2 separate regions of the Homo sapiens genome follow, and region 1 is linked to region 2. Evidence: chromatin loops called from intact Hi-C (ENCODE). Cell type or tissue: ascending aorta. All regions are shown on one strand.

Evidence for each region. A loop is a pair of places that touch in the nucleus more often than their neighbours do. Peaks named below come from ENCODE experiments on the same cell type or tissue, not always from the same donor. Only the 100,000 strongest peaks of a DNase experiment are listed, where the experiment ranks them.
Region 1: it touches region 2 in a loop (2.1-fold over the local background); 1 of 110 quality-filtered maps calls a loop at or near these places.

The regions. Positions count from the first base shown.
Region 1 is chr4:53,132,844-53,136,843 of GRCh38, reverse strand. The region is part of intron 5 of SCFD2 (sec1 family domain containing 2); the gene reads left to right. Among named protein-coding and RNA genes, the nearest start is that of SCFD2-AS1, 210 kb to the right of the region's middle. In ascending aorta, no CTCF peak of the experiment used is centred here; no DNase peak of the experiment used is centred here.
Region 2 is chr4:53,183,210-53,187,209 of GRCh38, reverse strand. All of the region lies in intron 4 of SCFD2 (sec1 family domain containing 2), which reads left to right. Among named protein-coding and RNA genes, the nearest start is that of SCFD2, 180 kb to the left of the region's middle. In ascending aorta, no CTCF peak of the experiment used is centred here; no DNase peak of the experiment used is centred here; H3K27ac peaks cover 1,698 bases.

The DNA.
Region 1 (4,000 bases), 50 kb after region 2:
ATTAGTCTAAGCTCTCTAAGCATTGAAACCCTGGGACAGTGGTAATAGAATGTAGAGGCTCTGAGCACAGGATTCGGAGTCAAGTGGATCTGGGTTCTGGTTTTGACTCTGACTCTTAGTAGTTGTGTGCTGATTTCCATAAACTTGCATGTCTAATAAATGTAGCCCAAATATCTGAATTCAAGTGAAATGTATCTGTAATATGAACTTCTCTTTGGGAGAATTTATTTGCAGATACACTACTAGTTTTTCAAACATGGTTTGGGACAGACAATATGGTATTGTGTCTAAATCTGGAAATGGTAGAGTTAGTTTTCATTGTGTTTTCAGGTTTTCCATGACAATTCTTTCCTTTAATCCATCAAAGTATACTTTTTGGGAGTTTTGTGGATGTCTGGGTTTTTATGGTAGGTAAAAGGAGTCATAAGGCATAATATTATTGTGTTTTATTGATGGAAATGTTCTCAACAATTATCTAGTCTATTCGCTCTGCTCATGAGGACAACAAGGTTAATTGAGGCCACAAAAGGTTATTTGACTTGCCTCAAATCACCAATCATAGCCTGTTCAATGAGGGGATAGGACTAAGGTTTGTGTCTCCCAATTCCCAGTCCAGAATTCCTTTTACTAGACCAGTGATTCCCAACCTTTGGCTTACGGATCCCTGGGAAAACCTAAGACTTAGTGCAAAGGTTTACTGATTCATGTGTGCTTTATGTATCATCCATGAACTAAATATTACTCTCACATATAAATATACAAATATTTGTAGATACAGTTGTGATTTATAAAAGATAAATTTATTTAAAGACAGTGCTGAAGTTGCATAATTTTTTCCCATTTTTCAATTAACAGGTATCAAAAGCATAATTATATTGTGTCTTCATACTTTAAAAATGGTTGAAATCATGGGTTAGCACAGGAATCTCAAACTCAGGTATTTACAGAGGCTAGCAAGAAATATAAATAAGTAAAGTAGGTTAGGTTTTGGGGAAACAACAGTGAAAATGCAATGATAAATGGCAGGGATGTATAGTCTTACTAAAAGGGACAATAGGGAGTGGTGGAGACTGTGTCAAACTGGAGATCCTCTTTTTTTTTTTGAGATGGAGTCTCGCTCTGTTGCCAGGCTGGAGTGCAGTGGTACAATCTTGGCTCACTGCAACCTCTGCCTCCTGGATTCCAGCGATTCTCCTGCCTCAGCCTCCCGAGTAGCTGAGACTACAGGCACGTACCACCATGCCCAGCTAATTTTTCATATTTTTAGTAGAGATGGGGTTTCACCATGTTGGCCAGGATGGTCTCGATCTCTGATCTCTTGACCTTGTGATCCGCCCACCTCGGCCTCCCAAAGTGCTGGGATTATAGGCGTGAGCCACCACGCCTAGCCTGAGATCCTCTTATTTTTGCCAGGGAAGCATGAGTCTGGTATTGCCATCTCTCAAGAAACCAGGAATCTGGATTTTTAAAAATTTGAAATCACCAAAGTTTAAGAAATTGGTTTATTTTCCAAAACATTACATGAGTCAAATAAATCTTATTGGGGGACAGAATTCAGCTTGTGGACTTAACAATTTCCAGTCTTTATTCTAGAGCCCCCGCCTTAGGCATTGATTACAGAGGAATGCTTTTGAATTTCTAACTCTAGAAATTATTAGAAATCTAAAAGATCTCCAGATGGATAAAATGATGCCCTGTACTTTTATCAGAAAGCAAGGGAAAGTACCCAATGATCTCCTTTTTTGATTACTTTTAACTAAAAAAAAAAATTACATTTGTTTACATTTTAATCTGGCTTAAGTTTACTAGTGATGTAGAATAGTTTTTTGGTTTTTTTTTCAAATAGATTCTATAAAGTTACCATTTAAGTGGAAGTAGGCTTCTCATAGAACTCTGTCTATTGAACAGAAAAGGCTGAGAGGCAGTTTTGGGTTAAATACAAGGCAGACATCTCTGGAAACTAAAGCCAGCTAGAACGTCTGATTTACTCCATGAGAAGAGCTTCCCAGCATGAGGAACTGACTGACACTGGGCCTTCTGCATTGGTAGGAATTGCACTAATTGAGCTCTAGGTCTTTAAGAAACTAGAATGTGAAAAGTAAGTTTTATGGAAAAGTGTGAGGCTCTCCTCATGTTCTGTCAAGATGGTATGTTTTCTAGCTACAGCTATATCTGTGCTTCCTTTGCTATTTAATTCCCAAAACTTTGACATAAAATAATGGTATAGAGATTCCTGTTACTCGAATTGGAATAATCAAAAGCTTCACATTTATTTGCATAAAATGTATAAATTACCTTTGTAGTGAACCACGCTTTTTAAAAATTATCATCAACTTTTTAAAAATTTTGATTTTAGTTCTTCTCTAAATTTTTTCTTCTCTATTTTTCTCACCTGTTCATTACCTTGTTTAAATTCAACCATGTATAACAAATGAGGAAAGACAGGTCTGGTTTAAAAAGCACTGTTTTTTTTTTAAATTTTATTTTATTGTGATAAGAACACTTAACATGAGATCTACCCTCTTAAGTTTTGAAGTGTACAATACGGTATTGTTAACCATAGGCACCATGTTGCACAGCAGAATAAGTAGAATAAGTTCTACTCTTTCACCTTACATACCTGAAACTTTATGCCCATTGATTAGCAAGCAACTCCCCAGTTCCCCTCACCCCAGCCCTGGGTAACCATCATTTCACTCTTTGATTCTATGAATTTACCTATACCTCATATAAATGGAATCACACAGTATGTGCCCGTCTGTAACTGGCATATTTCACTTACTGTAATGTCCTCAAGGTTCATCCATGTTGTCACATATTACAGAATTTTCTTCTTTTTTAAGGTTGAATGAATAGTCCATTTTTTCAAAGAGATATTGGCATTCTGGTATTCCCTGAAGCACTATTCATAATTGTCAAGCTATGGAAACAACCTAAATGTTCATTGACAGACAAATGGAAAGCAGTGTTCTTAAAGACATTGGGAAGGTAGGCATAGTCTAGTGAGCTTTCAATTGGGGTTCTCTTACATTCCCCACTAGAAATCTAACAGAGCAGAGTCTTATCAACTGTGAATGAGGAAGGAGTTGAGGATTTGTTTTTCCTTGGGTTGTGGAAGGCAGCTCATGTTAATGTCTTTAGCTCTAGTTTCCAAAGGAAACCATGTATGTATTCTTATCCATAGTAAAACAAGACCACATTCTACAACCAGTAGTAAAAATCTATTTGCAATGATTTGTTTATGTTATCTCTCTTCTTTGGAAAAGTCTGGGTCTAATGTAGACCATATAAAATTATTATTGTTCTTCATGGCTACCACTTAATTATAAAAGCTTTCATCTCCATTAGCACAAGGCATGGACGTTTTGTTTATTATGTTTGAGAAGTTATGTCTTTCAAACAAAGCATTTTTCATACTTAGCCAAGTAATTTTCTCCAGCCTTGTAGAAAGTGAGTCTTCTTTATAACATATGAAGTACTTCCAAACAGAGAATTTTTTTTTTTTTTTTTTTTTTTGAGACGGAGTCTTGCACTGTCGCCCAGGCTGGAGTGCAGTGGCGCGATCTGGGCTCACTGCAAGCTCCGCCTCCCGGGTTCACGCCATTCTCCTGCTTCAGCCTCCCGAGTAGCTGGGACTACAGGCACCCGCCACCACGCCCGGCTAATTTCTTGTATTTTTAGTAGAGACGGGGTTTCACTGTGTTAGCCAGGATGGTCTCGATCTCCTGACCTTGTGATCCACCCGCCTCGGCCTCCCAAAGTGCTGGGATTACAGGCATGAGCCACCGCACCCGGCCTCAAACAGAGAATTGTAAAAGACAAGGAGCTAATAAGAATTTTTCCTCTTATGCTTCCCTTATTATCACCTCTGCATTCTTCTCTCATCCCACAGTTTTTCCTCAGTAATTCATCAAATTTCAGGATATGTATACCTGCATATTTCTGCTCCTCAGGACAGTATTCCAGTTGAAAGACAGTTTTCAGGATTTTGAAAATCTTT
Region 2 (4,000 bases):
TGTGTTTTCTCATGTTTTTCTCATTTGTATATATTAATGTTTTGTGAAATGCTGAGCTCGGCTTTCCTTTCTTTTCTACTGGAGTTTTAATCTTATTAATTTGTACAAGCTTTTCATGTATTTATGACAGTAATTTTTTTTTCTGTTTGTCATTTGATACTGATTGACTTGATTGATACTTTTATAGCATAAATGCTTTTTTCTTTTTACAGTCAACTCTATCTTTTCCTTAATTGGTTTGTTTTGAAATGTTTATGGAAGACATTATGTCATGCGTTGTGTTGAGAGCCTGATAGTCATTATCTCCTTCATTCCACTGTGCAACCGTGTAAGTCAGATATTGTCATCATCCCCATTTTACGGTTGAATAAACTGACTCTACAAACAGCAAATTGGGAATCAAAACCATGTAGCCTAACTCAGAGCTGGCTCCCTTGAACATTTATTTAATTCTTCTCTTGCTTGATTTTGCTCTTGGTGTCCTATTTAGGCCTTCTACCTCTAAAGATTTTGTAACCATTCACCTGTATTTTCTTTCAGTATAATTATGGTTTAATGTTTACCTAATATTTAAATGTTTTATCTCATGATCTCTGGGATCTCTTTTGTTCTGTCATCTGCAGAAACAGAATAACTGCTTGTTGCTTTTTATTCATGACTCTTTCTTTGTTTTTAGAGCTGCTGCTAAATTCCTTTCTTCCTTTTTTCCCATATTAATGCTAGTATAAGTAAGTTCAACAAACATTTTCTGGACATGTTCTTCGTGCAAGAATCTCTGCCAAGCATTGTAGGAATACAAAAGTGAGTAAGACAGAGTCTGCCTCCCCAGAAACTTGTGATGTAATGACAAGAAAGAGAAGCATTCATAAAGAGCTTTAGGGGGAACTATGGTAAGTCCCGTAAGAGATACACATAATATAGTGGGAAAAGGGGGAGGTAGAATATAATATGAATTGGGAAATAATTAAGGAAGGATTTGTGAGGAAGTGAAATTTAAACCAGATCTTGAAGGGTGGGAAAGACTCAGACTCTAAAACTGGGATAATAATAGCACCATCTTATAGGACTGTCATAAAGATCAAGTGAGTTCATACATGTGAAGCGTGTGAGACACTACCTGGCATGCAGTCAAGACCTAAGTCAATGTTAAGCACTGTTTTCATGATCACAACTTGAACAAAAGTTAGAAAAGTGCTGACTGTAGAATAAGGCCTACCCTGTAGATTTTTACTTACGAAGCAGAATATCCCTTTGATTTTTTTGTGTTAGTAGTTGCTGAATTGTACATTTCACTGTTTTCACAAAGTTATCCATGTTGCATCTCAAGGAGGGCAGGATATTTCTGAAGGAAAATAAATTTAATTAACTTGGAGCCAGTTTTATTAACTTTTATATATTATGCTTTTATTTTGAAAATTGTTCATTGGCTACTAATTAACCTTAGAAAGAGGTTTAAGAGAGTCTGAGAGCCTTAGTTAAAGATTGTAATCACAGTTAAATTTAAATATCTTCAAACAGTGATATATATGTTATGGGTATGCCTTTTATTACTCTTGGTAACTTAATAGAGTAATTCCAGCTTAATTTAGATAATAAAAAGAGTTTTAAAAAATTATATTTGATACTTTTGCTGTTTTGGGGACTTGCAGGTTTCTCTTGGTTGCTGGTAGGACCCTGCCAGGGAACAACAGTCAACATGAGAGACTAGGAAGCAGGAAGCTTGGAGTCTACAATAGAATTTTAAGAGCAGCACTATATAGCATAATGGAGTGCCACTTGAAATGAAATAAATGCGTTATAATTATTATTATAATTCAAAGCAGCTAAGAGTTACTTACTTCTGTAATATATCTAAAATGTTAGTTTCCTATTCAGAGCAGCATTTTCAAGGGTGCCATTCTTGGTTTCCTGGTGCCAAGTATTATTTTCGATTAAAATTGCCATGGTTTACTACAACCTAAGGGCATGAGATAAGGTGTTTTGTGATTATGGTTGCTATACAGTTTACTTATCATAAATTTAATATCACAAAGGATTATCATTTCAAAAGAATTTTGTTACTCTCTATATTTCTCTTTGGATTGCAGGTTCCACTGTGTCAGCCCCTGTAGCCTGAATTAAGTGAAGAATATTTTTCTCTCTTATCAGTCTATAATGTTGAGAGTCAATTAGCTATTGGTAATGTTCACTGGCTTCTATTTAGGGAGAGTATTTTTATATTTTATTTGTTTTTTTCTAAATGCTTTTTCCCTCTAGCAAAGAGATGCATCAAATTCATCACAACAAATCCATCTACAAAGAGAATGCTTGCTCACCAGGAAAGTTAATCTCTTGTAGCTGGTAGAAAGATTGTTTCATGGGCCCGCAGGGTATATTAGAGCAAGTAAGAAGTTTCCAAGCTTCTACAAAGCCTCATGATAACAAACAAGAGTAGTTCTTTTTGCATAGCACTATTGATACTTGACATGAAGTAAACAGTAAGTGAGGGATTGATGAGTTGAGTTCCCTATTGCCAACAGCTTGCTTAAGAGTGGTTCACCAGCCATCTCAAAAGGCCTTTGGACAAACAGAGTAGATATTAGTTAAATTTGCTAGGATATATCTTATGCTTTTCTAATAAATGGACCCTAAAATACAGTAGATATAAGCAAGATAGAAATTTTATTCTTTCTCATGTAAAAATCTCCATCAGTGGTCTAGAGCTGGCAATGCAATTTCTTGGTATGAGGGTTCCAGTTACTGTTGTTCTGCTGTCTATACTATATCCATTTTGTGGTCCGAAATAGCTGTTTTAGCTCTTGAAATTATTTCCTGATTCCAGAGATCAAAGATAGAAACAGAAAGGAACAGATGGGTAGAGTATGTTCCCTTTAAGGTGATGACCCAGAAATTGTAATTTCACTACATCTCCCACCCTCCCATTGGCAAGATCTCACTTCCAGGACCACATCTAGTTGCAAGGACTGGTGGGAAATGTGGTCTTTTTCCCTAGGTAACCATGTGCCAAGCTAAACGGGTGGTTATGTTACTAAATGATGTAAGGAAAATTGAATATTTGGGCACAAGAAACAATCTCCAATACAATGGCCTTTACCACTAGTTATAGTACGGAAAGTCAGTGACATAAATTACATTTTTAAATGGGATATTTTTCTAGGAGTAGGTTACGTTATCTAGCTAATTTTGTAGTCTCTGAAAGGCATTTGTTGTATTAGGCAATGCTGATGAAACTGGCTACATCATCATCCTTGCTTGGATTAACTGTTGTATGTGCTTGCTCAGATTAACTGTTCTGTGTGTCATTGTTATGCAGATATGAAGCCAAGAACATGCAGCCTGTTATATGTTCAGGACACTTTTGAATGAAGAAATGAAAGCTAGTACAACTTTGTTCTAAAAGGTGTTTCTTTATAACTGTTAAGTAGTTTCCATCATCCTAGTAGCCAAAATGTAAGAAAGATGGAAGATTTCATAAGGGTTCCAAAGTTTAGGCATGTTCTTATTTTAATCCTGTTAAATGTTAGTTTTCATTTCTTTTTTTTTTTAATTTTATTATTATTATACTTTAAGTTTTAGGGTACATGTGCACAACGTGCAGGTCTGTTACATATGTATACATGTGCCATGTTGGTGTGCTGCACCCATTAACTCGCCATTTAGTATTAGGTATATCTCCTAATGCTATCCCTCCCCACTCCCCCACCCCACAACAGTCCCTGGTGTGTGATGTTCCCCTTCCTGTGTCCATGTGTTCTCATTGTTCAGTTCCCACCTATGAGTGAGAACATGCGGTGTTTGGTTTTTTTGTCCTTGCGATAGTTTGCTGAGGATGATGGTTTCCAGCTTCATCCATGTCCCTACAAAGGACATGAACTCATCATTTTTTATGGCTGCATAGTATTCCATGGTATATATGTGCCACATTTTCATAATCCGGTCTATTGTTGTTGGACATTTAGGTTGGTTCCAAGTCTTTCCTATTGTGAATAGTGCCGATATA